Linked DNA regions of Homo sapiens: region 2 is linked to region 1. Evidence: read pairs that join two places in POLR2A ChIA-PET (ENCODE). Cell type or tissue: PC-3. All regions are shown on one strand. Each heading gives the region's core, and the rest is flanking DNA. Links, peaks and the distances in the headings are about the cores only. Region 1 has its middle 34 kb from the start of LINC02635. Region 2 overlaps PARD3 (par-3 family cell polarity regulator).

Region 1 (16,333 bases), core at 5,000-12,999:
GTGTTTAGTGAGCACTTGAAATAATGTCAGAGGTGTTTAAACCCGAGCAATTCCATCTTGAATAGGGGATGGGTAAAATAAGACTGAGACCTACTGGGCTGCATTCCCAGGAGGTTAGGCATTCTAAATCACAGCATGAGATAGGAGGTCGGCACAAGACACAGGTCATAGACCGGGAGTGGTGGCTCACACATGTAATCCCAGCACTTTGGGAGGCCGAGGCAGGCAGATTACTGGGTCGGGAGTTCGAGACCAGGCTGGCCAACATGGTGAAACCCTACCTCTACTAAAAAACGCAAAAATTAGCTGGGCGTGGTGGCATGCACCTGTAGTCCCAGCTACTTGGGAGGCTGAGGCAGAAGAATCACTTGAACCCAGGAGGCGAGGTTGCAGTGAGCCAAGATCATGCCACTGCACTCCAGCTTGGGCAACAGAGTGAGATTCTGTCTCAAAAAAAAAAAAAAAAAGATACAGGTCATAAAGACCTTACTGATAAAACAGGCTGTGGTAAAGAAGCCGGCCAAAACCCACAACCAAGATGGCAATGAAAGTGACCTCTGGTTGTCCTCACTGCTCAGTATATGCTAATTATAATGCATTAGCATGCTAAAAGACACTCCCACCAGTGCCATGACAGTTTACAAATGCCATGGCAACGTCAGGAAGTTACCCTATATGGTCTAAAAAAGGGGAGGACCCTCAGTTCTGGGAATTGCCCACCCCTTTCCTGAAAAACTCATGAATAATCCACCACTTGTTTAGCATACGATCAAGAAATAACTATAGGAATGCTTAGTCAAGCAGCCCATGCCACTGCTCTGCCTATGGAGTAGCCATTCTTTATTCCTTCACTTTCTTTTTTTTTTTTTTTTGAGACAGAGTTTTGCTCTGTTGCCCAGGCTGGAGTACGGTGGCGTAATCTTCGCTCACTGCAACCTCCGCCTCCCAGGTTCAAGCGATTCTCCTGCCTCAGTCTCCCACTTTGGCCTCCCAAAGTGCTGGGATTATAGCGTGAGCCACCACGCCTGGCCTCCTTTACTCTCTTAATAAACTTGCTTTCACTTTAGTCTATGGATTCACCTCGAATTCTTTCTTGCACAAGATCTAGGAACCCTCTCTTAGGGTCTAAATCAGAACCCCTTTCCATATCAATAAGGCTACTGTAACCAAGGGACTGAACTTGTAATGTTATGATATTTTCAACAATTTTAATTTAAATAGCCACCAGTACTAGTGGCTATTGTAAACCAAAAATAAAATTCTATGCCCGCCCCCACAACCAGCTGAACAGACCTTTCCTCTTGGTCAAGGGTATTCTAAAATTAACTTGAAACACTAATTCAGGCCATGATGGGAATGGGTGGTCGGACATGCCTCCTTCTACCTTTCTCCCTTTGGAATTCAGGTACAACAACCAGCATTAACATTAAAACAGAGAGCTTAAGACTGACCAAACAGACTCTTAGTAGAAATATAATACCAATGTGATAGATAGCAGGCTCTGAAATAAATTGAAGAATTTTACCCTGAAATACATTTCTTCCATGTATTTGGAAGCGGCTCTGCAAAGCTGTCAGTTGGGAAAATCTACATTCTATAGAGATCCTTTTCCCTTTCCAGGTCTTTTTCCTGATCCAGGAGAAATTAACTAAGAGTCTGGCACATTTTTAAGTCTGATAAGAAACATTTCCCATCTATTCTCTCTGAAGCCTCCCACCTGGAGGCTTCATCTGAGTATTAAGAACCTTGGTCTCCACACTGTCTTGTCTTAACCTCAACACTTCCTTCTATAGATTTCAGGTCTTTAGATAAACTCTTTCAACCAATTGCCAATCAGAAAATCTTTGAATCTGCCTATTCTTACCAGAAAAGGATCTGATCCAGATCCTAAGAGAGGGTTCTTGGATCTTGTGCAAGAAAGAACTCAAGACGAATCCATAGAGTAAAGTGAAAGCAAGTGTATTAGAGAAGGAAAGAAACAAGGGCGGGCGCAGAGGCTCACACCTATAATCCCAGCACTTTGGGAGGCCGGGGCGGGCAGATCACTTGAGGTCAGGAGTCAGAGACAAGCCTGCCTAACATAGCAAAACCCCAACTCTACGAAAAACAAAAAGTAGCTGGATATGATGGCTGGTGCCTTTAATCCCAGCTACTTGGGAGGCTCAGGCAGGAGAATCGCTTGAACCGGGGAGGTGGAGGTTGCAGTGAGCGGAGATCGAGCCACTGCACTTCAGTGTGGGGGACAGAGCAAGACTCTGTCTCAAAACAACAACAACAACAACAACAACAACAAAACAATTTCACAGGCAGAGCAGCAGTACAGGCTGCTCAACTGCTTATACTTATTGTTACTTCTTTTTGGGGGAGAGTTTGCGACAGAGTCTTGCTCTGTTGCCCAGGCTGGAGTGCAGTGGCATGATCTTGGCTCACTGCAGCCTTCACCTCCTGGGTTCAAGTGATTCTCCTGCCTCAGCCTCCCGAGTAGCTGAGATTACAGGCGTCCACAACCACGCCCAACTAATTTTCGTATTTTTAGTAGACGCGGAGTTTTGTCATGTTGGCCAAGCTGGTCTTGAACTCCTGACCTCAAGTGATCCTCCTGCCTCAGCCTCTCAAAGTGCTGGGATTACAGGCGTGAGCCACCACACCTGGCCGTTACTTCTTGATTATATACCAAACAAGAGGTGGCTTATTCATGAGTTTTCTGGGAAAGCGGTGGTCATTTCCCGGAACTGAGGACTCCTCCCCTTTTTAGACCATATAGGGTAACTTCCTGATGTTGCCAGGCATTTGTAAATTGTCATGGCGCTGATGGGAGTGTGTTTTAGCATGCTAATGTATTATAATTAGCGTATAATGAGCAGTGAGAAGGAGCGGAGGTCACTTTCATTGCCATCTTGGTTTTGGTGGAGTTTGGCTGACTTCTTTTTTTTTTTTTTAATTTTTATTTTTAATGCAGTGGCGCAATCTCGGCTCACTGCAAGTTCCGCCTCCCAGGTTCACACCATTCTCCTGCCTCAGACTCCTGAGTAGCTGGGACTACAGGCGTCCGCCACCATGCCCGGCTAATTTTCTGTATTTTAGTAGAGATGGGGTTTCACCATGTTAGCCAGGATGGTCTCGATCTCCAGACCCTGTGATCCGCCCCGCCTCAGCCTCCCAAAGTGCTGGGATTACAGGCATGAGCCACCGCACCCGGCCGAGTTTGGCTGACTTCTTAACTGCAACCTGTTTTATCAGCAAAGTCTTTGGGACGTGTGTCTTGTGCTGATCTCCTATTTCATGCTGTGACTTAGAGTATCCTAACCTCCTGGGAATGCAGCCCAGTAGGTCTCAGCCTTATTTTACCCAGCCCGTATTCAAGATGAAATTGCTCTTGTTCAAATGCCTCTGACACTACCCAGGTAAGTGTAATCCAGGTTTCAAAAACCTGGATTCCAGTTGTCCTGCCTTTCCAGATTAAACCAATGTACATCTTACATGTATTGATTGATGTTTTGTGATGTCTCCCTAAAACGTGAAACCAAGCTGTAGCCCGACCAAGTTGGGTGCATATTCTCTTGATCTCCCACAATTGTGTGTTGGGCCATGGTCACTCATATTTGGTTCAGAACAAATCTCTTCAAATATTTTACAGAGTTTGACTCTTTTCATCCATACTATTATATCAGACAATGCAACTCCAGATCCTAATATCCTAACTTAATCAAAAACCAGAATTTTGCCCATTAGTTCAATTACATTTGATACTAAATCCTTTGTCAGATCTACCTACTGTCAGGAAGCCAAATGGATTTGAGATTTGCCTCCTCTCCAGGTTCACGGAGACCTTAGGGCCAAGAGCTGGATGAGAGAGGGAGAATGAAGGCTTAGATAAGAAATGGAATTAACTTAAACATTTTTTCGATTTGAATTTTATATTGCATGTCATCCTTGCTCAGGAGCCATGCTAATCTCTGTATCATTGCAATTTTAATAAATGTGGTGCCGAAGTGAGCATGAAGTTTAACATCTAAAAAAATGTCTGTAGGGCCAGGCGCAGTGGCTCACACCTGTAATCCCAGCATTTTGGGAGGCCGAGGTGGGCAGATCACCTAAGGTCAGGAGTTCGAGACCAGCCTGACCAACATGGAGAAACCCCATCTCTACTAAAAATACGAAATTAGCAGGGTATGGTGGTACATGCCTGTAATCCCAGCTACTTGGGAGGCTGAGGCAGGAGAATAGCTTGAACTAGGGAGGTGGAGTTTGCAGTGAGCCAAGATCGCGCCATTGCACTCCAGCCTGGGCAACAAGAGCGAAACTCCGTCTCAAAAAAACAAAAAACAAAAAACAAACAAACAAACAAACAAAAAAGTCTGTGGTAGACCTGGAGGCACATAATCACTTTTTGGAATACAGTTTGTCACTTTTAATTGAAAATAACTAAATGTCAGTGTGTAACTGAGGATCAGATGTCAAGGTTGGGAGGAGAGCGTCTTCCCTTAAATGCTGTTTGTTGTGACAGAAGCACATGCTATCATTGAAAGCAAACAAAAGAGACAAACAATAACTCTGGGTGTCAATAGTAAACAGTGGCTACTACAGACCTACAGAAATTGGATTTCCTGTTGGCTATGGGATTCCAGTCAAGCAAGGTCCGAAGTCTTTGACATGTACTTGAATGCATTTACAGTAAATGAGATTTAGAAAGCTAATCTTTTCCCAGAGGTAATGCTGCCTAACTATTGTCTGGAGATGCGCAGGGACCATCCCTAGATTCCATTAAGAAGTGGTTTCTTTGGAGGTTGCAGTGAGTCCAGATTGCGCCATTGCACAATACCCTGGGCGACAGAGCAAGGCTCTGTCAAAACAACAAAAAAAGCGACTCCTTAAAATGTACCCACTGCAAAATGAGCCCTGAGTTGTGACTCCTCTGAAATGTTACTGGGGAAGGGAGACTGAATCACAGCTGTGAAAATGTGGTCACAAAGGACAGAGTCAGGGTAAGAGTTTGCCAGGTGACTCCAGTGATGCGCCACGTCAGAGCGGTCACCGGGGCAGGCTGACACACCTCCTCCCACCAGCTAGGCAGGGGTGGGAGCCGGCCCCACAAGGGAGGCTGCTGTCTCACTAGGCTATCGCTTTGATAATAGGTTCCTCTAAGGATATGGGGTTTCCTTTGTTCTGTCTTTATGTTCAATAAGTAACTTTCCCATCTTAATTTGCATTTCCAAGTGAGTTTTCTCACTGGGGAGAGGCTGTGATGACTGGTTGAAACAAGTCGTGTGGTTATACACGGTTATACATGCCTTCCAGGGAGATGAATGCATTTGCACTGGCCACTGTCTACACTCAGTCTTGAGACAGTGTGAATTTGTGGAGCCTGTGTCTGTATGGAACCATCACAGGCTTGGAATGAGACACGTCTGGGCTCCATTCTTAGCCTCCCCACTCACTAATGTGTGATCTTGACCTTGTTGCTTAACACTTCCTCCTGTGTCAAATAGAACTGATAGAGTTTTGCAGAGCTTGGGTGAAAACTGAGAAACTCTAGGCAAAGCACTTGAGATCATGCAATGCAGTAGACACGGGATAAATAGTGCTACTAATAAATGCCACCCAAAGGAAGGCCTCACTCCAAAAATAAATACATAAAATAAAATAAATGGCACAATTGTTCCCCTGAGTGAGCTGAGGGTACAGGCCGCTCCTGGCATTGGAGTGACCCCAGACCTAGGCAGTGACCTCTGAGCCCCTCAAGAACCAGCCCGCCAGCTCCCTGCTGAGTTTATTCAGGTTTGGGGCATCAGATAAAGCTGTGAAGGCAGGAGCCTGGATCTACACCCGGTTCTTCTACGAGCAGGCTCAGTGACTGAGGCAGTGAGATAACCTCCCTGGGCCCCAAGAGTCCCCATCTATGATGTGAAAGGGACTTGGACTAGATTGAATTTCTTTCTTTTTCTTTTTTTTTTTTTTTTTTGAGACAGGACCTGGCTCTGTCACCCTGGCTGGAGTGCAATGGCATGATCACGGTTTCGAACTCCTGGGCTCAAGTGGTCCTTCCACCTCAGTCTCCCAAAGCGCTGGGATTACAGGCATGAGCCAATGTGACCAGCCCCATTTCATGATTTTAGTCAACTTGGCCTCCCGAGAGACAAAGAGAAAAGTATCACAAACCACAAAAGACAAAAGATGGGAGTAGCGGCAGAGGAAAATGTACCAAGTCAAAGACAATAGAATGACTGGTTCCATTTCCTACATGCCCTTTCTCCTCTCCGACTCGTTTTTCTGGATGCTGACTGACGACACCTGTGATTGTTCCCCAGCCTTCAGCGGGGTCAGCTTCAGAGCAGGTGCCCTTGGTGCGGAAGGAAAGGGCCTCTGTGAGGATGGGCAGTGAGTCTGTGCCCAGGGCAGGGCTGCGCCTGGCTGGGAGTGCCTCTGAAGTCAGACAGGAAGCTCCTTTCAAGTCGTCTGCTGAAGAATTTGAAAATGCTTTCCCTGAATGAAAGACAGGTCCCTTAAAAGAAAACATTTTCTGGCATTTAGTGAAAATTTTATAACTGAAGTTTTGTATCAGAAGCAAGATGTAAATGATATAAGATCCTATGGGAAAGACTAAATTCAGTTTCCCTGCTTCACAAAACCCAGGGAAGAGAGTACAATGGTGAGGGCTCAGATGGGTGAGACACTTTGGGAGGCCAAGGTGGGTGGATCACCTGAGGTCAGGAGTTTGAGACCAGCCTGGCCAACATAGTGAAACCCCGTCTCTACTAAAAATACAAAAATTAGCCAGGTGTGCTGGCGGGCGCCTGTAATCCCAGCTGTTCGGGAGGCTGAGGCAGGAGAATCGCTTTAATCTGGGCAGTGGGGGCAGTAAGCCGAGATTATGCCACTGCACTCCAGCCTGGACGACAGAGCAAGATTCTGTCTCAAAAAAAAAAAAGAAAAGGAAAGGAAAAAGGCTGGACGTGGTGACTCACACCTGTAATCTCAGCACTTTGGGAGGCCGAGGTGGGCAGATCACCTGAGGTCAGGAGTTCAAGACCAGCCTAGCCAACATGGTAAAACCCTGTCTCTACTAAAAATACAAAAAATTAGCCGAGCATGGTGGTGGGCACCTGTAATCCCAGCTACTTGGAAGGCTGAGGCAGGAGAATTGCTTGAACCCAGGAGGCAGAGGCTGCAGTGAGCCGAGGTCATATCACTGCACTCCAGCCTGGGCAACAGAGCAAGACTCTGTCAAAAAAAAAAAAAAAATCCCCAGTGGCCATCATGGGGCTACATCCAAGACTCAATTCCCAGTCCTCCTCTTCCTTGACCTCTCTGGGGCTCTTGGCACAGTTGATCACTCCCTCTTCCCTACATAATTATCTTCATTTGGCTGCAGGGACACTGCATACTCAAAGGTTTCTTCCTATGTCCCTGGCTGCTCCTTTTATGTCTCTTGTCCTGTCCTCCTCACCCCAAACTCTGCCTGTCGGGGTGCCTTGGGTCCTTTCCACTTCTGGTTATCTACTCTAGTATCCTGGCCACCAATGAGCTGATGCCTCCCAATTTCATACCTTTAGCCAAGACCTGTCCTTTTAATTCCAAACTTTATAACCAACTGGCTTGATGAACAGATATCTCAAGCCTAACATGTCCGACATGGACCTTTTGCCCTTTCTTTCAAAACTCGCTTCTCACTCGACTTCTCATTTCGGTAAATGGCAAGTCCATCCTTTTGGTTGCTGCTATGGACTAAATTATGTCTCCCATCCCAAATGTATATGTTGAATCCCTGACCCCTCATTTGACCATATTGGAGATAGGGCCTGTAGGGAGGTGATTAAGGTTAAACAAAGTCATAAGGATACAGCCCTGATCCAATAGAACTGGTGTCTTTATAAAAAAAGAAGAGACACCAGAGCTCTCCCTCCACCATGTAAGGACACAGGGGAGAAGGTAGCTGTCTGCAAACCAGGAAGAGAGTCCTAACTAGAAACAGACTATCCTGGCACCTTGGTCTTGGACTTCCCAGCCTCCAGAACTGTGAGAAATAAATTTGTGTTGTTTAAACCATCCAGTCACCATATTTTGTTATGGCAGCCTGAGCTCACTAAAATTGTTGCTATAAATAAAAAAGTAACTGAAGCAGATCTCAATTAATTGGAGGTTTATTTTGCCAAGGTTGAGGATATGCTTGGGAAAAAACACAAATCACAGGAGCATCTGTGATCCGTGCTTTTTCCAAAGAGGTTTTAAGCACTTCAATATTTAAATGGGAAGGAGTGAGCAGGAGGAGAAGGAGGAAAGGAAAAAAAGTGGGGCAGGCCAGATGCGGTAGCTCATGCCTCACATCCCACCACCTGAGGAGGCTAAGGCAGGTGAATTGCTTGAGCCCAGGAATTTGAGACCAGCCTGGGCAACATAGCAACATCCCGTCTCTATAAAAAATTTTAAAATTAGCTGGACATGGTGGCGTGTGCCTGTGGTTTCAGCTACGTGGGAGGCAGAGACAGGAGGATGGCTTGAGCCCAGGAGTTTGAGGTTACAGTGAGCTACGATTGCGCCACTGCACTCCAGCCCCAGCCTGGGTGACATAATGAGACTTTGTTTTTAAAAAAGAAAAAAGAGGCCAGACGTGGTGGCTCATGCCTGCAATTCCAGCACTTTGGGAGGCCAAGGCAGGTGGATCACCTGAGGTCAGGAGTTCAAGACCAGGCTGGTCTTGAAATCCCATCTCTACTAAAAGTACAAAAATTAGCTGGGCGTGATGGTGGGCACCTGTAATCCCAGCTACTCAGGAGGCTGAGGCAGAATCACTTGAACCTGGGAGGTGGAGGTTGCAGTGAGCCTAGATGGCGCCACTGCACTCCAGCCTGGGAGACAAGAGCGAGATCCCGTCTCAAAAAAAAAAAAGAAAAAAAGAAAAGAAAAAAGAAGGAAAAACGTGGATGGATGGAGGATAGGTAATAAGGCAAATAATCATTTACATTCTTGTGAGGCTTTGATTAGTGCTCAGTGAATCTACATTTTACACATGAAAGGAGGGAGCAGAGAAAATGGCAATTATGCATTCATCTCATGCTCAGTAAATCTACATTTTGCATAAGATAAAGTAAGCATGTAAAATTACAGCTTACTATTGCTATCTGTTCAGGGACAAAAGGAAGGCAGTTTTTGCATGACTCACTTCCCAAGCTTAACTTTCCCTTTGGCATAGCCAGTTCAGGGTCCTGAGATCTTGTTTTTTTTTTCCACATTGCCAGGGCCCAAAATGTAGGATCATCCTTGAATCTTCTTTTTCTTTCACATCTTACATTTAAATCCTGTCAAGTCTACGTTCATTCTGATTTTTTCTACTACTTATCACCAACATGATTCAGGCTGCTGTGGTCTTTCTTGGATTACAGCAAACACCTCCTAGCTCAACTCCCAGCTTTGGATTCTACACTCTCAAGCCTGCTCTATTATCAAAACAGCAGCAGAGCAGAGCGGTGCTTTTTTTTAATTTTAATTTTATTTTATTTTTGAGATGGAGTCTCGCTCTGTCACCCAGGCTGGAGTGCAGTGGCGCGATCTTGGTGCTCACTGCAACCTCCGCCTCCCGGGTTCAAGCAATTCTCCTGTCTCAGCCTCCCGAGTAGCTGTGACTACAGGTGCCCGCCACCACGCCCAGCTAATTTTTTGTGTTTTTAGTACAGATGGGGTTTCACCGTGTTAGCCAGGATAGCCTTAATCCCCTGACCTCGTGATCCGCCTGCCTCAGGCTCCCAAAGTGCTGGGATTACAGGTGTGAGCCACCGCGCTCGGCCAGCATTTTTTTTTTTTTTTAAGACAGGGTCTTGCTCTGTTGCCACCGCTAGCATGCAATAACATGATCCCGGCTCACTGCAGCCTCAACCTCCCGGGCTCAAGTGATCCTCCCACCCCAGCCTCCTGAGTAGCTAGGACTACAGGTGCACAACACTACACCCGGCTGATTTTTTAAATTTCTATTTCTGTAGAGGCAGCGTCTCCCTATGTTGCCCAGGCTGATGTCAAACTCTTGGGTTCAAGCGATCTCCCTGCCTCAGCATCCCAAAGTGTTGGGATTATAGGTGCAAGCCACGGAGCCTGGCCCAGAACAGTGCTTTTAATGCTAAAATAGATGGTGTGTTGGCCGGGCGCGGTGGCTCACGCCTGTAATCCCAACACTCTGGGAAGCCAAGGCAGGCGGATCACCTGAGGTCGGGAGTTCAAGACCAGCTTGACCAACATGGAGAAACCATGTATTGCCAAAAATACAAAATTAGCTGGGCATGGTGGCGCATGCCTGTAATCACAGCTACTTGGAAGGCTGAGGCAGGAGAATTGCTTGAACCCGGGAGGCGGAGGTTGCAGTGAGCCGAGATCACGCCATTGCACTCCAGCCTGGGTACTAAGAGTGAAACTCCATCTCAAAAAAAAAAAAAAAGATGGTGTGTCACTTCTGTGTTAGAACACCCTATCTTACCCAGAGAAAAGTCATCCTCTTTGGGAAATGGCCTACAGGGCCTGGTAGGATTTGTCTGTGCTCCCCTCCCCCAGCGTGATCCTGCTTTCCCCACCCCCTCCACTTCCCCAACCACCTCCAACTCCAACTCTCTCACTCCACTCCTGTCATGCGGGCCTTCCAGCTGTTTCATACCCAGATTTGCACGTAGCTGTGTCCCTCCCACCTGGGCTCAAATGTTGTCCTCAGCAAAACCTTATCTGACTACCCCCTACTTGGAATTGCAGCCCCTCCATCCCACCTCACCATCACACACACATGCATGCACGCACGCACACACACACACACACCCGCATGCCCACACAGGCTTCCTCTCCTTTCCCTGTTTTGTTCTTTCCCATAGCACTGATGCCATCTAATATTGTGGTTTGCTTGTTTGTTTATTTCCTACCTGTCTTCTGCCACTAGAAGGTGAAAGCCTTGGTTCAAGGAGGGCAGGGATTGTTCTCTCTCTTTCTCTCTGTCCGTCTCTCTGTTTTTTTTTTTTTTTTTTTTTTTTCAGTCTTGCTTTGTCGCCCAGGCTGCAGTGCAGTGGCACCATCATAGCTGACTGCAGCTTCAACCTCCTGGGTTCATGCCATTCTCCTGCCTCAGCCTCCCAAGTAACTGGGACTACAGACACCATCCACCACACCAGGCTACTTCTAAAATTTTTTGTAGAGATGGGGTCTCACTGCATGGCCCAGGCTGGACTCAAACTCCTGGACTCAAGCAATCTGCCCACTTTGCCTCTCAAAGTGCTGGGATCCCAGGCTTGAGCCACCGCACCCAGCTTCTGTGTATTCATAACTGTACTCCAGGCTGAAAATAGTGTCTTCCACAGAGCAGTGCCCCATAAATATATGTTGAACGAATGGATAAACATCCATTTCTTTAGATTTTATTCAGAAAGCACAGCATTTTGAAATGAAGCATTTTTTAAAATATTGGTTTACCATTACTGTCTTTATTATATTTTATTTTTATAGAGATAGGGTCTCACTCTGTTGTCTGAAGTGCAGTGGCATGATTACAGCTCACTGCAGCCTTGACCTCCCAGGCTCAAGTGATCCTCCCCACTCAGCCTCCTGAGTAGCTGGGACTACAGGCATGTGCCTCTGTGCCCACCTAATTTTTTCTTTTTTCTTTTTTGGTAGAGACAGAGTCTAATTGTTGCCCAGGCTGATTTTGGACTCCTGGCCCCAATCCCTCCCAAAGCGTTTGGATTACAGGTGGGAACATCTACCCTGGCCCACATAACTGTCTTTAAATAAAGACTTTTACCCTTTTTTTTTTTTTTTGAGATGAAGTCTCACTCTGTCACCCAGGCTGGAGTGTAGTGGTGTGATCTTGGCTCACTGCAACCTCCGCCTCCTGGGTTCAAGTGATTCTCCTGCCTCAGCCTCCCAAGTAGCTGGGATTACAGGCGTGTGCCACCACACCTGGCTAATTTTTGTATTATTAGTAGAGATGGGGTTTCACCATGTTGGCCAGGCTGTTCTCAAGCTCCTGACCTTGGGTGATCCACCCGCCTCAGCCTTCCAAAGTGCTAGGATTACAGGCATGAGCCACCATGCCCGGCCAAGACTTTCATTCTTTTTTTTTTTTTTTTTTTTGAGATGCAGTCTTGCTCTGTCGCCCGGGCTGGAGTGCAGTGGCGTGACCTTGGCTAACTGCAACCTCTGCCTCCCAGGTTCAAGCAATTCTTCTGCCTCAGCCTCCCCAGTAGCTGGGACTACAAATGCACACCACCACGCCCGGCTAATTTTTGTATTTTTTGTAGAAACGGGGTTTCACCATATTGGCCAGGCTGGTCTCGAACTCCTGACCTTGTGATTCACTCACCTTGGCCTCCCAAAGTGCTGGGATTACAGGTGTGAGCCAGCGCGCCCGGCCGTTTTTTACTCTAAAAAGCATCATCTCTCTTTTAATTTGCCCCACATCTGGCTGAATCCAGGCAGTTTGAACCACATGATCACCCCGAGCAGCATGCTCTTTATTGTAGACAAAATCGTACAAGGAAAAGAAACTTCTTGAATGCTGTGTTTATAAACCTTAAGGAAAAACAACATTATAGCAGTATTTTTAAAAAAGTAAAGGTTGGGCATATTAAAGGATGCTTTTTAAAACAAATTAGTTGAAACACTTGGGTTTATTTAGAAAGAATTAAGCCTGTTCCCTTCCACCTGTTAACTAAAAACGTTTCTATGGGCCAGGTGTGGTGGCTCATGCCTGTAATCCCAGCACTTTGGGAGGCCAAAGTGGGAGGACATCTTGAGACTAGGAGTTCAAGACCAGCCTGGGCAATATAGCAAGACCCTGTCTCTACAAAATAAAATCTAAGAATTAAAAAAAAAAAAGCCTTCTGTGGGAACATGGGAAGTTTCTATTCATTTGGGATTGAATATCCCTTGGAGAAAAAGTCTGTGGGATTCTGACAGTCTCGGTGGTCTTCTTGGGACTTACCTGTAGAAAAAGGAAACTTAACCCAGAAAAGCAGCGGTTCCATGTGTCCCCAGTGCCCGGAGTGGCCTGCTGAGAGCACATTCCCAGGATGCCTGTAGAAAGCATTCCGGTTCCAAGCCTGCTTCATCTTCCCGCCAACTGCACCCTGATCCCCAGGAGGAAGCCTGACAGCTCTCGGGCTGCAGCCAAGGACTGTTATTAGAACACCATGTTCTAATATCCCCTGCGGAGACCGGAGACCGTGGACAGCTTTTGCTTCAGAATCCTCTCCTTCAGGAAGAGCCTTCTGCAGAACACATCTAAAATTCTAGAAGATCACAAAAAATACTCTTTCTGACAAAGAGGATGGAAGAGCCAGGGGGCTGCCTGACCTTTGGTGAGGGGTATCCTCAACTGGCCCAGTCTGCGGCTGCCATGCATCTATTTGCTCCAGCCCAGAAATTAACCCCAGCTTCTTCTTTTTTTTTTTTTTTTTTTTTTTTTGAGACAGTCTTGTTCTGTCTCCCAGGCTGGAGTGCAGTGGCACAATCTCGGCTCACTGCAACTTCCATCTCCTGGGTTCAAGCGATTCTTGTGCCTCAGCCTCCGAGTAGCTGGGATTACAGGCACCCGCCACCACGCTGGCTAATTTTTGTTTTTAGTAAAGACAGGGTTTCACCATGTTAGCCAGGCTGGCCTCGAACTCCTGGCTTCAGGTGATCCTGGCTTCAGGTGGCCTCCCAAAGTGCTGGGATTACAGACATGAGCCACCGTGCCCAGCTGGCTTCTTCCTTTAAGGCCAGAAAATACAATGCGCTTGTGTGACAAATCCACGCTGCCTCCCAGCCTCTCACTTGGCGGAAAGATGGTTCTGGAGAGGCCGGTCTTTGGGCTCAGCTCCTGCCAGCCCTTGGTTGTGAGGTCTGATGGACTCCAGCTCACCCCGTCAAATGTGCTTCTCTTGATGAATGTCTCTGCTCATTTCTGAACACGTTCTCAAACAGACTGCTGAGTAACTGGTGTGACTTCAACCTTCAATGGCAGCAAAGGAATAAGAGCAGAATATAATGGATGTTTACAGAGCACCTTGAATACAGTCCCCAGACTCCAAAGGTTGCTTTCTGTTTAATGCTATATGACTGTGGGTGGGTGTAAATGAATTGTTTAATTATCTTTTAGTATATCGCTTAATTTTGTCAAAATTGTGACAAAATTGCTACATGCACCTGGTTTTAAAAAGCCAAACAGCTTGGCCGGATGCGGTGGCTCACGGCTGTAATCCCAGCACTTTGGGACGCCGAGGTGGATGGATCAAGAGGTCAGGAGTTCAAGACCAGCCTGGCCAAGATGGTGAAACCCTGTCCCTACTCAAAATGCAAAAATTAGCTGGGCGTGGTAGCAGGCACCTGTAATCCCAGCTACTTGGGAGGCTGCTTGAGCCCGGGAGACAGAGGTTGCAGTGAGCCGAGATCGTGCCACTGCACTCCGGCCTGGGCAGCAGAGCGAGACTCCGTGTCAAAAAAAAAAAAAAATTCCAAACAGGTAGGCCAGGTGTGGTGGGTGGCTCATGCTTGTAATCCCAGCACTTTGGGAGGTTGAGGTGGGACAATTGCTCGAGGCCAGGAATTCGAGACCAGGATGGACAACATAGTGAGACTCTATCTCTGCAAAAAAAAAAAAAAATTAGCTACACGTGATGGCACGTGCCTGTAGTCTCAGCTACTCGGGAGCCTGAAGCAGGAGGATGGCTTGAACCCAGGAACTCAAGGTTACAGTGAGCTATGATCACGCCACTGCACTCCAGCCTGGGGGATAGAGTAAGACCCTGTCTCTACTTTTTTTTTTTTTGAGACGGAGTTAAACTCTTGTTGCCTAGGCTGGAGTGTGCAATGGCGTAATCTTGGCTCACTGCGACCTCCACCTCCCAGGTTCAAATGATTCTCCTGCCTCAGCCTCCCAAGTAGCTGGGATTACGGTCACATACCATCATGCCCAGCTAATTTTTTTTTTTTTTTTTTTTTTTTTTTTTTTAGTAGAAATGGGGTTTCACCAAGTTGACCAGGCTGGTCTCAAACTTCTGCCCTCAGCCCGCCTCAGCCTCCCAAAGTGCTGGGATTACAGGCATGAGCCACTGCACCCAGCCCTCTATTATTATTATTATTATTATTATTTAATCCAAACTGCACAGAAAATCTTCATGAAAAGCAACAGCTCCGGGCTCCACCTCTCTCTACCTCCCTCACCCTCCCTGTCACCTTTCAGCAGGGTACTTTTAATTTTACATAGTCATAATTAACTTCCATGTGTTTCTTCTCTAGAAACACAATAATAATCTGGTGTGTTCTATCTACAGACTTATTCCAAACATTTGAGACAAACAGTGTTCGTTATGCAAATATCAAGGCTTTTTAAGATCTTTTGGTTCTAACTCTCTGAAGGCTGTGTCCTTGGGAGATCACAAAACAAAACTCTGGCACAACCCAGCCGGTTATCTTCCAATCATGCCCTTTGGGTTGGCAGATCCCATCACGTAGACTCTCCATCCTGCACGTATGTAAGTGGCTGGAGACCAGGCTTGTGAGGCACAACACAAAAGTTGTGCAATTACCCGGGAGGTAATTACTGACTGTGTCTTGCTTGCTGCCTTGCAATAAAAATCAGGGAGAAGGACGCCACAGCTCCACCATGTTCAGGTTGCCAGAAGGCACTCAGGGATGTTAGGCTTTAGGACAGGAGAGCCAGCAGAGATGGGAATCCAGGCTGCAGTTCAGCTGTTTGTGCCTGATGTCATTCTGCCACAGCAACAAGAAAACTGAAAACATAAGAACGAGGCCAGGTGCGGTGGCTCACGCCTGTAATCCCAGCACTTTAGGAGGTAGAGGCGGGTGGATCACCTGAGATCAGAAGTTCAAGACCAGCCTGGCCAAATGGTGAAACCTTGTCTCTACTAAAAATACAAAAAATTAGCTGGGCGTGGTGGCGGGCACCTGTAATCTGAGTTACTTGGTAGGCTGAGGCAGGAGAATTGCTTAAACCTGGGAGGTGGAGGTTGCAGTGAGCTGAGGTCATGCCACTGCACTTCAGCATGTGCGAGAGAGTCCAGGAGTTGGAGACCAGCCTGGACAACACAGACTTCATCTCTATTTTAAAAAAAAAGAAAAAAAAGGTTTTTAATTTTTTTTTTTTTTTTTTGAGACGGAGTCTCGCTCTGTCGCCCAGGCTGGAGTACAGTGGCCCAATCTTGGCTCACTGCAACCTCCGCCTCCCCGGTTCAAGCGATTCTCCTGCCTCAGCCTCCTCAGTAGCTGGAATTACAGGCATGCACCACCACGCCCAGCTAATATTTTGCATTTTTAGTGGAGACGGGTTTCTCCATGTTGGCCAGGCTGGTCTCAAACTCCCGACCTC
Region 2 (16,333 bases), core at 4,606-12,605, 230 kb after region 1:
TGCAGGAATGTCAGATGACTGTGGGACAGGCCTAGACAGGAACAAAACTGGAGGCTTCGCATCAAAACAAACACCCACCTAACCACATGGGTTTTGCCCTGTGAGTTGTTTGTCATCCTAGATTTTCAGCAAGAATGGGCTTTAGTACCATATTTCACATATGAGGAGGTGCTAATTTTGTTAATCATATCACATTGGTAATATTCATCACTACATTGTAATATGAAAGTTGAAAGTCTTGAACTTAAAGTTCATAAATTCATTGCCCAAATCTCTGGTTGGCTTTAAATGTCCTTTTGGAGGGGAGAAGGAAAGAGGGGCATGGTTTGAGGGTTATACTGAAATAATCTGCTTGCTGTATGATATCGAGCAGGTCTAACTAAAAAGGTAGGTGGTGGTTTCTCTTGCATGCATACAAACATGTTTCTGGCCCCAGTTGTCAAACGAGTTTTGTGTTTTCCTTGTCTAGTCTTGTTGACCTGCTATTTATTTTAGTCTTTTGATAAACAGGAAGTGTTGCTGCACTGCACTCAGGAATGTATTAAGTAACTATTAATATTAAACAAGATTGGAGGGATGAGAAGGGATTTAACTTAAAGTAGAGGGAGGATATAAGAAAATGAAATAATCCTTAAAATTTTAGAATTAAAATTTATTTGGGGCCTTTTGAAATGCTTTTTTTCCCTTGAAACCTCAAATTCTGGATTTACATTTGATGTTTCTGTTGGTGGTATATTACATTGCTTTAAGGTTGTTTAGAACAAACGTCACAATTAATGATGACATGAAGGTTAGGATTCGAGCACTAGCTTTTTTCAGACAGGTCTAAAAAGGGCTCTGCCCTAGTCTATCCCTAGCAGAGATGTTACATGTGCCTGGCTCAATTCAACGTATCAGTATATTGTGGGGAGAAAGGATGAATAAGGACAACACCACAAGTTGTGATGGAGTGTATTGTTTCTAGGCTGTTTCCCTGGTTGTTCCAATACACCATGCATTTTTTTAAAATTTATTTTTTATTTTTATTTTTTTTTGAGTCTCGCTCTTGTCCCCCAGGCTTGAGTGCAGTGGCTCAATCTCGGCTCACTGCAACCTGCTCCTTCCGGGTTCAAACAATTCTCCTGCCTCTGCCTCCCAAGTAGCTGGGATTAAGGCACCTGCCACCACGCCCGGCTAATTTTTGTATTTTTTAGTAGAGACAGGGTTTCACCATGTTGGTCAGGCTGGTCTCGAACTCCTGACCTCAGGTGATCCGCCTACCTCGGCCTCCCGAAGTGCTGGGATTACAGGCGTGAGCCACCGTGCCCGGCCAATTTATTTTTATTTTTGAGATAGAGTAGAGTCTTGTCGTGTTGCCCAGGCTGGAGTACAGTGGTGTGATCACAGCTCACTGCATCCTTGGTCTCCTAGGCTCAAGCAATCCTCCAGCCTCAGCCTCTCAGTAGCTGCGACTACAGGCATGCACCACCATGCCTGGCTGATTATGTTGCCTTTTGTGGAGACGTGGTCTCACTTTGTTGCCCAAGCTGGTCTTGAACTCCTGGGTTCAAGCAATCCTCTGGCCTCGGCCTCCCACAGTGCTGGGATTACAGGTGTGAGCCACTGTGCCCAGCCTCACTGTGCATGTTTTGACCTCCTCACCTTTGTCCTAAGATTTCTCCTGATTGAAAATAAATGACCATTTCTTCATGAAGCGTTCTTTGTCTTTAGTGTTTTCTGTATTTTCTCAATTCATGTACTGCTTGGTTGGCAGTTACAATTTCCATAACTGAGTATTGTTAGTGACCTTTTCATATACCTATGGCTTGCCTCCCAAAATTGATTTTTTTTTTTTTTTTTTTTGAGATGGAGTCTCTGTTACCCAGGCTGGAGTGCAGTGGCACCATCTTGGCTCACTGCAGCCTCCTCCTCCCAGGCTCAAGCAATTCACCTGCCTCAGCCTCCCAAGTAGCTGGGATTACAGGCATGCACCACCATGCCCAACTAATTTTTTGTATTTTAGTAGAGACAGGGCTTTACCATGTTGCCCAGGGTGGTCTCGAACTCCTGAGCTCAGACAGTCCACCCATCTCGGCCTCCCAGAGTGCTGGGATTACAGGCGTGAGCCACCACGCTTGGCCCCGAAATTAATATTTAAGTGTTGTAGAACAGGGGTTTTATTATAGATTTGGCTGTACCGCTGTTATTGCATAACACAATTATTTTCAGACTGGGTGTTTGGTTCTTAATTCACTGGTGGTGTGCACCATGCCATCCTGCCATCCCCAGCTGCTGTCAGAGTACATGGTAAATATAGAAATGTGTCCAGTCAGTAGTAGCCACGTGGACGCTCTTCTCCATATTTGACTTTTCTTGCTCTTAGAAGGCTTTTCCAGTAATCTGCGTGGGACCGTGACTTTGCTTGCTTATGGTGTTTCCAGCACCTCCACCAGACTCTCAGGGTTTGGAAAGCTGTTCTGGGTGAATGGTGTCTACAGAACTTTGAACTCTGCGATTGCAGGGGAACATGCTTATAAATGCGTGTTTAATACAGAATGTTGTAGAGGAGATTAGGTACTTTTAATTTTGTATTATGGGTTGTTTTCAAGATCTAATTATGTGTTGGTAGGAATGGCTGTTTTATTTCTACTTGTGGGAAAAAGGCTGCCTGGAGTTTGTTTAATTTTTCTGATATAGCATCATAGACTGGTAGAGCAATATAGGAACCCCAGAGACCATCCAACTCCCTCATTTCTATACAAAAGGACTTGGGTGCCCACAAAGAGGAAATGACTTGTGCAGTTTCAGGCCACTTAACCACAGAGTCATTTTATTGTCCTTTTTGTGGCTACTGATAGATAAGGCTTGCACTCACTAGATGCCCTTGTCATCAAGGCCCAGGTCACCAGCTGCACACAATTTATCTGTATGTCTTTAAAGCAGGGGGGTCCAATCTTTTGGTATCCCCGGGCCACACTGGAAGAAGTGGTGTTATCTTGGACCACACATAAAATACACTAACAATATCTGATGAGGTAAAACAAAAATTGCAAAAAAAAATCTGATATTATTTTGAGAAAGTTTATGAATATGTGTTGGGCCACATTCAAAGCCATCCTGAGGCTGGGTGCAGTGGCTCACACCTGTAATCCCAGCACTTTGGGAGGCCGAGGCAGGTGCATCACCTGAGGTTGGCAGTGCGAGACCAACCTGACCAACATGGAGAAACCCTGTCCCTACTAAAAATACAAAATTAGCCGGGGGTGGTGGCGCATGCCTGTAATCCCAGCTACTCGGGAGGCTGAGGCAGGAGAATCGCTTGAACCCAGGAGGCAGAGGTTGCAGTGAGCCAAGATTGCACCATTGCACTCTAGCCTAGGCAACAAGAGCAAAACTCTGTCTCAAAAAAAAAAAAAAAAAAAAAAAAGAAAAGCCATCCTGGGCCACACGTAGCCCATGGGGCTGCAGGTTGGACAAGCTTGCTTTCAAGCTTCACAACCTACTCTGCTCTTTTGTCCCCTCCTCCCATCTGATAAGTTTATAGTTACAAGTTTTATTGTTGTTTGAGGTAGTCCATTTCACACTTTAATTACTAGTTGTGTAATTATGTTTTGCCTGAGTTCCCATACAGCTAATTTGTTTCCATGCTTCCATGCAGGATTTTATCAGAAACTTTAAAGTATCCTAGGGAATATTACCAGTGCAGACTAGTTGTATTTGTGCTTGATGTATTCTCTGTTTTAATGCATTGTGTTAAACTTCCTTTTTCTGAGACACCATGTACCATAATTTCTTAAATAAACTGAAGGCACACGCATTACATTTCAAATGTCTCATAAGGGAATATAGGAACAGAGAACTAACCATGTATGTAAGGAATTATGAATTTTATGGAATTAATGTATAAAATCTCTTTTATGTGTATTTTATAAGGTGTCTTGGAGCCCGTACTTTAAAATTCTCCTATTTTAAATGGATGTCTGTATTTGAAACTGACCAGATGGCCTAGATAAAGTCTTGAGTCATAATATTAGGGCCTTTCAGAAAAATCTAAGTGCCAGTAGATTTTCAAACAAAATAGGTTAGCAAGGGAATAGAAATTGATCTTTGGCTTGAAATAACCAGTAACAGACTTCAGTGAATGTTTTGTGGTGTGAGGGCTATGTTTAAGAGGGAGCTCTAGTTGATTCGTATGCTAGACCACAGATTCTAGGAGGGTGGGACCCATTCATTGCGATGACCCTGCATCTTGTTCCGTGCCTGCCACATGGTAGATGCTTCGTGAATATTTGTGGAATGAATGCATACTGTGGCCTATGGGACTCACCATGGTGATAAACGGTAAAACATGCACATCTTCAAGACGTCATTTTAAGTGCTTTGGGGGGACTGGGCATAAGATAAAAGTAGGATTGAAGATGGTTGTCTTGCAGAGATACATTTCAGCCAGGAACTGAAATGTGGGTAAGATTTCCGCAAGGGAAGGGGTAGGGATGGCTTTCCAGGAGGTATAGACAAGCAGATAACAAGTTTGAGCAACAGGAAGATCCTGTGGACTTCATGGCTTGTATCTTGTCATATATGAAGGTACATCCCCTGTGTGTATGGCTCAGTCCATGCTCATATTCTTTCCTCAAAGTTGATGCACAGGGCCGGGTGCAGTCCTCAGCACTTTGGGAATCCGAGGCAGGAGGATCACTTGAGTCCAGGAGTTGGAGACCAGCCTGGGCAACACAGCGAGACCTTGTCTCTACAAAAAATTTAAAAATGTGCTGGGCGTGGTGGTGTGTACCTGTAATCTCAGCTACTTGGAAGGCTGAGGCAGGTGGGTTGCTTGAGGCCAGGAGTTCAAGGCTGCAGTGAGCTATGATAGCACCACTGTGCTCCAGCCTGGGTGACAGAGCGAGACCTTGTCTCTTAAAAAAAAAAAAAAAAAGGTTAGGCTAGGTGTGGTGGCTTACGCCTGTAATCCCAGCACTTTGGGAGGCTGAGGTGGGTGTATCATGAGGTCAAGAGATGGAAAGCATCCTGGCCAACATGGTGAGACGCCGTCTCTACAAAAAATACAAAATTAGCTGGCTGTGGTGGTGCGTGCCTATAGTCCCAGCTATTCGGGAGGCTGAGGCAGGAGAATCACTTGAACTCGGGAGGCGGAGGTTGCAGTGAACCAAGAATGCACCACTGCCCTCCAGCCTGGGTGACAGAGTGAGACTCCATCTCCAAAAAAAAAAAAAAAATTTTGATGTGTGTTCTTTGCTTACAAAGATGTCTGTGGTAATGAGACTCAGGAGCACCCTGTGATCTTATGGAAATCTTTTGAAGATACCATCATAGATCCCTCCCTTGGCCAAGAGTAGGAGTATCCTGCAAGGAGATGGGAACTCCACCTCAGACATCAGCAATCCTGAGGAGACATTGGGAACAGGCCCCTCCGTCCTTAGATCACAAGTGGCTGTGATCTAAGCTGTGCCGTGGTATGGCATCCACCCCTTAGGGGCCACACTTAGGATGTTGGGGTGCTGTGGCACTTTAACTTGGACCCCACGCAGTGTGGGGTGTGCTGGATTTAAGTACAGATGCCACGAGGTGCAGTTGGATAACTGTTTGTCCATAGCTCCAAAGAGGAAATCAGAGGTAGGTGCAAGGCCTTCATCAGGGTTCATTTATTCCTAATAATAGTCTACTCTGTTATATTCATGTAGGAGTATTTCTTCTGATGCAGTTGGGTTTCATATAGCCAGGTGTAAGGAATTAATCTTTATGTTGAAGTCATTTGGGAGCCTTTCTTTGTGAAAAATCAGGTCATTTTTGGATTAAGTAATGTGACAGGGAAGTGGGGAGCTACTTCGGGGTCAAGTTTTTGTTTAGGATTCAGAGCCATTTGGAATTTATCATGTTTCAGTGAGGCTTTTCTTTCCAGGTCAGAAAAATTCCTTTTGGTCTGAGTCAACATCTCTTGTTTGCTAGGGAGAAGTAAACAGGAGAGGGTAGATCTTTCTTCTCTTAGGCTGGATGAGTAACCTTAAAGTTCTTCCAGGTTGGTTGTTTTGGATTATTTCTTTTATAAATAGTAGAGAAATATTCAACATTTTAGTTAGTTTTTAAAATACCACCCAATATTATAGTTACCAGGCCTCAGAGGAGGTAACCTCTCCAGAGGAGAGGCAGGAGATCTCTGCCTGGAGATGTCCGTGACCCTATTTTATGTTTATGGGTTGTTTTTGTTTCCTTTTTCTTTTCCTTTTTTGAGACAGGGTCTCTCTTTGTCACCCAGGCTGGAGTGCATTGATGCGATAATAGCTTACTGCAGCCTTGACCTCCTGGGCTCAAGCGATCCTCCTACCTCAGCCTCCTGAGCAGCTGGGACTACAGGTGCAGAACACCACGCCTGACTAATTTTATTTTTAATTTTTTTGGTGGGATTGAGATTTTGCTGTGTTGCCCAGGCTGGTTTTGAACTCCTGGCCTCAAGCAACCCTCCCGCCTTGGCCTCCCAAAGTGTTCTGGGATTACAGGTGTGAGCCACCGCACCTGGCCTGGTTGTTCTTTCTACAGCTTTGAATCTAGCACTGCCTGGAGTATGGAATGGAATGCGTCTTAGATTGTTTATCTGTGATAGGCAAAGTGGTGCAAAGTGTGACTTCTTCATAGTGAAATTAGTCTAGCATATTACCTGGTGGATGATACAGCTTTCACTATTCCATTTTTTTTTCTGTTCTAAGAAGAAAAGGTTTTTATTTTAAAATTTATTTTATTTTTAAAAATAATTTCCACTTTTAATTAATTAATTAATTTATTTTTGAGATGGAGTCTCACTCTGTCACCTAGGCTGGAGTGCAGTGGTGCAATCTCGGCTCACCACAACCTCCACCTCTTAGGTTCAAGTGATTCTCCTGCCTCAGCCTCCCAAGTAGTTGGGATTACAGGTGCCTGCCACCATGCCCGGCTAATTTATTTTTGTATTTTAGTAGAGACGGGGTTTCACCATGTTGGCCAGGCTGGTCTCGAGCTCCTGACTTAAAGCGATCTGCCTGCCTTGGCCTCCCAAAGTGCTGTGATTACAGGCATGAGCCACTGCGCCCGGCCTCAGCTTTTATTTTAGATTCAGGGATACTTGTGCAGGTTTGTTAATGGGTATATTGCATGATGCTGAGGTTTGGGGTACGATTGATTCCATCACCCAGGTAGTGAGCATAGTACCCAATACCTTTTCAACCATCTCCTCACCCTCCCTTCTCCATCTAGTAGTCCCCAGTGTTTATTGTTGCCATCTTTATGTCCATGTGTACCCCCTTAAAAAAGGCCTTTTATCTTGGGTGTTGCGACAGTGTCTCCCTTCCTAATGTGTCACCTTGGCAAACTTCTTGGAAGAATCAGTGTGTCCTAAAGGGAAAATGTGGATTTCCAGGTTAGCGTCTGAGCCTAAGCTATGCTTGACTGTGACATTATGTGGTGTTGATCTCAGGCAAGTCAAGTGTCCTATTCCTTAGTCTCTTCTTCTACAAAATACAGTTGAAAACATTGATCTTGCAGGATTGTCACATGGAAAAGCAGGTGTCATGTCAGAAGTGCTCTGTAATCAGAGTGAGGGTGAAGGAATGGAATGGATTAGGAGGTGGGCGCAGCACCAGGTGCCTGCTTTCATGGTGCTGATGGTTGTGAAGCTTGCAGATACAGATTTGAGTTCTGGAGCAGAATATCCTGTAGCTACGTCCACACTGTGGTTTAGGGACTTAGGCTTGGATTATTCCATATTCACTACCTTCCCTCAGTAAAGCCTTCTGTTTTCTGTCTACCAGTTCATCAGGTAACAATACTACCCACTGTTCGTACCCTTCCACACTCTTAGATCCATCGGGACTAGAGTGAGGAGAACTGGGTTGGCCAAGGTGAGTTTTGGCTTGCCCTCTTTTTTCTGGGGTATGAGTAAGATATTTATCGGGGCTTAAGCTCACTTCTTCTGCCTAAGATTCCTGGCCAGTCACACTGGGGACCCACCTCTGCAGGTGAGGACGAAGGTATTCATATTGCAAGTTGGGTTCGTTTTCATTGCAAGGGAAGAGTGTCTGGATGTCTTCTTTCCCCACATCTGAAATGTTTCCTGGAATGTAAACTAGAATAATCACACAGCATTTCTTGAGCCAGCTCTGAGGGACAGGATAAAGGGTGAATGGGGGCGTTGATCCTGACATGGCCTGGCATGTCCACGCATTTCTTTTGGCAGCTAGGAGAGCATAGGCCTGTGTTTGTTGATTATATTCTCCTAGAAACTCTTGTGTAAGTTCTTTCCTATACCCAATAGGGGTATTATTTTTATTTTTTTCTGGGACACACTAGTTATGCAACACAGTGCTTTGTTTGTTCTATGCTAAAAAAAGCTGAAGATGGCCCCTGCCTTTGGAGACCTTATCTAGAGTAAAAAAATTACCATGCATATACAGGAAATAGGCTATTAAGTGACAAATGTGTTCTAGGTAAATATTTATTTATTTTGAGACAGAGTCTCGCCCTGTGCCCAGGCTGGAGTGCAGTGGCACCGTCTTGGCTCACTGCAGCCTTCACCTCCTGGGTTCAAGGGATTCTTCTGCCTCAGCCTCCCGAGTAGCTGGGATTACAGATGCCCATCACCACGCCCAGCTAGCTTTTTGTATTTTTAGTAGAGGTGGGGTTTCACCATGTTGGCCAGGCTGGTATCAAACTCCTGACCTCAAGTGATCCACCCGTCTTGGCCTCCCAAAGTGCTGGGATTATAGGTGTGAGCCACTGCACCTGGCCTAGGTAAATACTTCAGAGTTGGAGCACATTTCATGGAGGGGGAGTTTTTGTTTTTACTTTTTTTTAGGGGTTTGGGTGTGTTACCCAGGCTGGAGTGTGGCAATGCAATCTTAGTTCATCAGCTGCCTTGAATTTTTGGGCTCAAGTGATCCTCCTGCCTCAGTCTCCGGAATACCTGGGACTACAGGTGTGCACCGTGACACCTGGCTAATTTTTAATTGCTTTATAGAGATGGAGTCTTGCTATGTTGACCAGGCTGGTCTTGAATTCCTGGCATCGAGTGATGCTCCTGCCCTGGCTTCCTGGAGTGCTGAGGTTATGCGTGCCAGTTACTGTGTCCGGCCAAGGGGATGGTTTATAAACTGGATTTGGGAAGATACATACAATTTGGGTAGTTGGAACTCTGGGGGTGAAAGCTTTGCAGATATGTGGAAGAGAATAAACAAAAACATAAGGGTCTCTTCACTTGACCAGTATTTATTGAGCATCTTCTCTGTCTCAGACACTGTTTTGGGTGCTTGGGGTTTATCAGTGAACAGAACAATTGAACATCGAAATACGGTGAGGCAACGCTGAGGCTGGTCACAAACCGGCTTGGGATGAGCTTTGAGTGCTTGGCCAAGAACACTGGATTTTGACTTTTAGAAAGTAGTGAGTCATTGGAAATGACTCATATTACAGGACAGTCACATGATAAAGGGAATATTTTGTGAAGATAAATGTAGCAAGATGTGGCACAGGATTGAAGAGATGGGGTCTAGAAGTGAATTGGACAGTCATTTTATTGGGAACAGGAGAGGAAGAGATGGGAAAGAAAGAAATGTATTCACTAGTTATTTAAGAGGATAAATATTTAAAACTGCACGTATATATTTATTATGGAATGCCAGGAAATATAGACAAGCACTGCCAGTTGTGCATAGCAGTTCTTTTGTCTATGGCTGTAGATAATACATTCTTCAAACTAGGGATGAAACAAAGTCTTATGTAACAGTCGGTGAACAACATTGTGAATTGCTCTGTTGTGTTTAATTGATTGAATGTGTTCAACCTGTTTCCTGTTTTTACGTGTATAGCTAGTTCCCATTCTCTATTGTTATATATTAAAATATCCCATTTAATATATGCATCTTGGCTATGTATCTTCCTCCACATTTTAAATTTCTGGATCAATGGGTATATTTCATTTTAAGCATTTTGATGCGTGGTACCAAATTCTAGCTCCCTGTCCCCCCGCCTCTCCAAAAATGTGTGCAAAATACTCAGGCGCAGTGTGTGAGAATGCTGGCTTCCTGTATTCTCATGAACCCTGGGTCATTAAATTTGTTTAAAATTAATTTGGTTTCCCAATTTGTTATGAAAAACTCAAATAGTAGCTGAGAGAATCATACAAAGCACAGCTGTGTCAGTTGACCTCTGGTTGGGTTTGGCCAGTGGGAGGTTTGGTGGGAGATAGGAGGCCCCGGGATGACATAGCCCCAAAGTAGTTCCCTTCTCCCTCTCTGTTTTGGGCTGTGTCTCTGCAGCAAACAAGTCTCTCCCCAAATTCCAGCTCCTGCCCCTGAGTCCTCCATGGCTCCCACTTCCGCCACCCTGGGCTCTGGTGCTACCTCCCCTTATCCCCTCAGCCCAGGGGTAGTCATAGCTTCCTGCTACTGCTAACCTGTGTGTGGCCCCCGCCTCCACCACCATCCTGGTTTAGAGTCACGACTCTTCTTACAAATCTTTGTACCAGTTCCTTGTATTAACTTCCCTCTCTTTAAAATACTTGAGATGATTTGCATTTTCCTGTTCGCACTCCTAATAATACATATTTATTCCTGCGTGTGTGTATACAGGTGGAGCATCTGTTATCTGAAAATATGAAATGCTCCCAAATTGGAACTTTTTGAGCCCTGACATGATACCACAAGTGGAAAATTCCACACATAAGTACTTAACACAAACTTGGACTTAATACAAACTTGGTTTCGTGTAAAAAATTATTTAAAATATTGTATAAAATTACCTTCTGGTTATGTGTATAAGGCATATTTGAAACATAAATGACTTTTTTTGTTTAAATTTGGGTCCCATCTTCGAGAAATCTCATGTGCATGTAAATATTCCAAAATCTGAAAAAAATGGAAATCTGAAACACTTTTGGTCCCAAGCATTTTGGGTTAGGGGTTCTCACCTGTATGTTTATATGTATATGTACATGTGCACATGTACATATATGTGTACGTGTGTATTTTTTTGCACTATTTGCAGACATGGCACTTTAAATACTTCAGAACACAACTCCTTAGAATAAGGGTGTTTCCTTAAATATCCACAAAGCTATTATCACATGGACAATTAAGAATCATTTCCTAATATTATCTCATATTGAGCTCATATTAAAATTTCCCTCATTGTTCCCAAGATGTCTTCTACAGTGACTTCTTTTTTAAACCCAGCAAGGACCCAAACACCACTCACACCTTGAATTTGGATATTCCTCCTTAATCTTTTTGATCTAGAAAAGTCCCCAGGTTATTTTTTTAATGACATATTTTTAACGTTTTCTCTTGAAAAATTTCTAATGTACACTTTAGTGAAATGCACCACTGATACTTTAGATTCACCAGTTGTTTACATTTGCTACGTTGTTTTTCTATCTCTATAAACATAAAGATACACATTAGTAATAGTATGCATTTTTTTGTCCTGAACCATTTGAGACTAAAGTACAGATATTATAACACTTCTCACCCTTATTACTTAAGCATACATTTCCTCAAAAAATGACTGTTCGTTGTATAACTAGTACAATGATCACATTCAGAAAACTTACCAATGTATCATTCCATTACCTAACTTAATTTGACAAATTTCTTCAGTTGTCCTTTCCTTTTTCATAGTACTTTTTCTTTCCAGATGCAGTATCCACTCCAGGATCATACATTGCACTTAGATATCAGACGAAGTGGACTTTTTTTTTTTTTTCCTTTAAAGATCAGTGCAATTGCGTTGTAAAGACAAGACAAAAAACAAAGAAAAACTCATATTCTGGATTTGTCTGATTGTTTCCTTATGGTATTGTTTACCTTGGTTCTCTATCCCCTGTATTTCCTGTAAAGAAGAAGTGAGGCTATGTTTTGATTAGGTTCAATCAGGAGGATGCTGCTATCAGTAGGAATGAAGAAGGCAGGAAGTTGGTGTTAGAGGGAAGATAAGGAATATAAGCTTTATCTATTTGAAGTAAAATAGGACTCCATAAAAACATTGTCCAGTCATAAGTAATTCCCAAATGGGTATTCTTTTGTTTGTTGCATAAAAATTTCCTGGCAGGCTTTTAAAACAAGCTCCTTGGAGGATTCAGACTGCTCCCAGGGTGAGGTGCAGTGAGAGGTGGATGTTTGAAGTGGGAGTGCTGGGAGGGTTCTGGTCTAAAGATGTGGCGTTAGCAATCCCCTGCACAGAGCCTGGAGTTGAAATAACACTGAGAAAGGACTCTGACAGTGAACACTGAGATTATCTGTATGCTTATAGGAGACAAATATGTGTGTGTGTGTTCATGGTAACCATTTTAAAGATGTAATAGCTAACATCTGTTTGATTTCCGAAGTTTGGATAGAAGCACTAAACCCACGAGTTGTTGGGCTAAAACGTAGTGTATAGAAGAGGCACAAGGTGTTTCAGCTTCCTCTCTGATCTCTTCTCGCCCCTCATTCTGAATCACTGGTTCTCAAACCTCAGTGTGCATCAGAAACACCTGGAGGGCTAGTTTAAATGTATAAATAGGTGGTTGGTCCTTCCTCCAGAGACTTTTTTTTTGGTGGTGTATCCCGCTTGGGATTGGAATTTCCAGTGTATTATCAGGTGATGCTGGCCTGGACTCCCACTTGGAGAACCACCACTTTAAATCATGATGTGATTAGAACATGTAATAGAATTTTTCATGGTGTGGCTTTTCAGACTTGGTTTTAACAGCCAACACTTTTTTTCTTCTTTTCTTTTTTTTTTTTTGAGACAGGGTCTCACTCTGTCACCCAGACTGGAGTGCAGTGGCACGCCACTGCTTACTGCAGCCTTGACCTCCTGGGCTGAAGCGATCATCCCACCTCAGCTTCCCAAGTGGCTCGGACCACAGGTGCGCACTACCACACCTGGCTAATTTTTGTATTTTTAGTATAGATGGGGTTTCACCATGTTGGCCAGGCTGGTCTCAAACTCCTGACCTCAAGTGATCTGACCACCTCAGCCTCCCAAAGTGCTAGGATTACAGGTGTGAGCTACCGAACCCAGCCCTAATTTTTAAAATTTTTTGTGGAGACAGGATCTCACTGTGTTGTCCAGGCTGGTCTCTAACTCCTGGGCTCAAATGATCCTCCTGCCCCACCCTCCCAAAGTGCTGGGATTAGAGGCGTGAGCCACAACACCTGGCCCTTTTTATTAAAATACTTTATGGATCTCGTCTTTTTATTTTAATTAATTAATTTAATTGATTTTTGGGACAAGGTTTCACTTTGTTACCCCAGCTGGAGTGCAGTGGTACAATCGTGGCTCACAGCAGCCTCAACCTTCCAGGCTCAAGTGATCCTCATGCCTCAGCCTCCTGAGTAGCTGGGACTACTGGTACCTGCCACCACGTCCAGCTAAGTTTTTTTGTTTTGTTTTGTTTTCTGTATTTTATAGAGACAGGGTCTTGCCATATTGCCCAGGCTGGTCTAGGCCCTCTGAACTCAAGCAATCTGCCATGGCCTCCCAGAGTGCTGGGATTACAGGTGTGGGCCACCACGCCTGGCCTGGATCTTCTCTTTATGTACTGTATTAACAAATGAAGCTGTTGAGAAGAGGCTGGGAGGAGGGGCTGTGGAAAGAAGACAAGCAACCCTGACGCTTCAGATTGGAAACTGCCAGTGTTAGTCTGAGAAAGGACTTGGGAATAAATCAGCAGACCTGGGCTGGAGTCCTGGCTGCCAGCATTTATGAATTGTGACCTCTTGCCGGCTATTTATGCTCTCTGAGTCTCAGTTCTCTCCTCTGAAAATAGGAATTATAAGCCCTCTTTCCACATGAGATAATGCACATGAATGCATTTTTTAAAATTGTAAAATGCAGTGCAGATCTAACTGGTGGTTACTGCTGTCTCATTCTTGCCTTGGCTGTGTCCTGTGCCAGCGCTGTAGTCTGAGGCCATTCCCTTCATTTCTGTAGAATGGTGGAGGAGTTGAAGGACTTCCATGACTTTGTGTTGGCATGAAAGTCATGTCAGATCTTGGAGGTCATCGATGGGCTGATTTCTCATATTATTGAATAATGTGTGACCCTGTGAGAGATTATGTGCTAGTTCTAATAAGACTAAATGCCAGAAACTTATTTCCTTGAGGTTGGACTTCACCTGGTTTCATGCCTCCATTTTCACTTTTGATTGATGAGATAAATGAAGCTATCCACCTGTCAAGGGAGGCAGCAGGTTTGTGGTTTGCTCTGTCTTGTGTTGTGGTGCTGAGGTTTTGGCATTGGTATTGGGTGTGGTTTGGAGTGGAGAATGGGGGCCGAGCAGTGTACTTAGCATGAGATATTAGTCCCTCCCTTGTGGTGATACAGGTCATTATTTTGTTGTTGAACATCAGCTATGACATCTGACTGTCTGTCTTCTCCCTGTATTGAGAAGGCAACACAAACATTTGTATAATGTTTAGCAGTGTTCCTGTAACAAGATTGAAGATGGGTCCTATGTTTCAGTTTATTGGAAAAGATTGGCTTTTTTTTTTTTTCCTGAGACAGGGTCTGAACTTGTTGCCCAGGCTGGAGTGCAGTGGTATGATCACAGCTTACTGTATTGTCCACCTCCCGGGCTCAAGTGATCCTCCTGCTTTAGCCTCCCCAGTAGCTGGGACTATAGGCACACACCACCATGCCCAGCTAATTAAAAAACCAAAAATAACAACAAGAAAAAACTTATTTGTGAGATGGGGTCCCCCTACATTGGCCAGGCTGGTCTTGAACTCCTGGGCTCAAGCAATCCTCCTGCCTCCACCTCTCAAAAGTGCTGGGATTACAGGCGTGAGCTACTGCACCTGGCCAATCAGCATTTTTAAAAATGAAGCTGATTAAATCAGGAAAAGTCAGAATTGCATGTGTGATATCTATCTTGAAGTGCTAATGATTCATTTTTTTTTTAAGAACAGAACTTCAGAATATATTCTAAAAATGTTTGTTTTTGGCTTAAATAAATTGGAGAGTTACCCAGAGAATCTAGAGAGAAGCATAGTTCCTGCTGATCGTGCTCTTTTGTTGACTTTTTAAAATGAAGTGTTTTAGAAGTCTGAGGGGCATTTTTAAAAACAAAACAAAAAAATGAAATGTTTTCTATTTGTTATATCACTAACTAGGACTTTATTTGTCTTGTTAACTTAACTATCATGTGGCTAATCTGGTTGGTGGATGCTAAACTGTAAACTGTGTGCCATGGTTATTATTTAAAGGACTTTTCAAACTTGTTTCTCTTTAGTCTTTGTGTTTCTCAATGTGACATGTGCACATGATCAGATAGCACTACTAGGATTGTTATGAAAAAGAGCAGAGCCTTCTTTGGGAGAGGTTGCCTTTTCCAACTCTTGCTCCTGGTTCTTTTGATATTTACTTTAATATTTTTATGTAAATTGCTTATCTCGTTTGTTTTTTCTTGTTGTTTGTCATCTATTGAGTTAACATGGAAGGTTTAACCCTATTTCACTACCGTATGTGTGCTATGCCCCCACTCACAGGTAGCCATTTCTAGGATCTCTGTCTCTTTGTGTGTGTTTGTGTCTGCCTTTCTCCTCCCTCTGTCACACTTACTTTTTAGACCACTTTGTTACAAAATATGGTTACAAATTTGATTAAATATTCTAGGTTCACATTATTTTTATTATTAAAGCTACTTACAGCTGAACCATGTATGATACCTTGATCACCTTTTCTTTCCTTCACAACTTTTGTGTTTTTCCTGAAATGAGGAATGTTTTTTCCTTTGGTTGATCTTCTGTACATTTATAACTAATTAGCCTTAGCCTTAGTCAGTTGTTAAAATTGTGTCTTGCTGTGTTTAGTTGCATTGGGTACTCTTTCAGTGCCATTTTGAAGAGGTCACATTTGGGGTGTCTGGACTGGTCACTCTGCTCCAGGTTTGCAGCTGACGTCCTGGAATATGGGATCCACCTTCACCATCGTCCCGGGAGCTGTCTTCTGTGTTATGTCTCCTGTTTTCATATGCTGTGTCATTCTCATTCATGGTTTATTGCCTTATTTTGTTGGAACACATCTTCCACTTACAAAGGGGTAATGTTTTTGGAAACGTTGCATTTCTAAAAAAGGTCTTTTTTCTACCTTCATACTTTACCGGTATTTGGGCAAGAAATGGAATTCTAGGATGGGGGACTATTTCTTGTAGGAGTTTTGAAGTCACTGGTAGATGATTGTCTAGATTCCAGTATTGCTGTGACTCCTTTTCCCTCACTGTGGCCTGTGCTTTATTTTCTGGATGTTCTCCTTCCCTTCCCCCCACCAATCTTCTGTTTTTCTTCTGTGTTCTGATGTGCCTTGGTGTATGTCTGCTTTTATACAT

What was found. ChIA-PET counts read pairs that join two places held together with the same protein. Peaks named below come from ENCODE experiments on the same cell type or tissue, not always from the same donor. Only the 100,000 strongest peaks of a DNase experiment are listed, where the experiment ranks them.
Region 2: POLR2A ChIA-PET joins it to region 1 with 19 read pairs; 2 of 35 experiments call an interaction of 5 or more read pairs at or near these places.

The regions. Positions count from the first base shown.
Region 1 is chr10:34,930,636-34,946,968 of GRCh38, reverse strand. It overlaps the pseudogene RNU6-193P. Among named protein-coding and RNA genes, the nearest start is that of LINC02635, 34 kb to the left of the region's middle. In PC-3, for the core only: CTCF peaks have their summits at 8,650 and 8,853; a DNase peak (open chromatin) is centred at 9,148.
Region 2 is chr10:34,703,659-34,719,991 of GRCh38, reverse strand. All of the region lies in intron 1 of PARD3 (par-3 family cell polarity regulator), which reads left to right. Among named protein-coding and RNA genes, the nearest start is that of PARD3, 100 kb to the left of the region's middle. RefSeq lists a silencer at 2,777-2,916. In PC-3, for the core only: no CTCF peak of the experiment used is centred there; DNase peaks (open chromatin) are centred at 5,931 and 9,371; H3K4me3 peaks cover 1,218 bases; H3K27ac peaks cover 2,320 bases.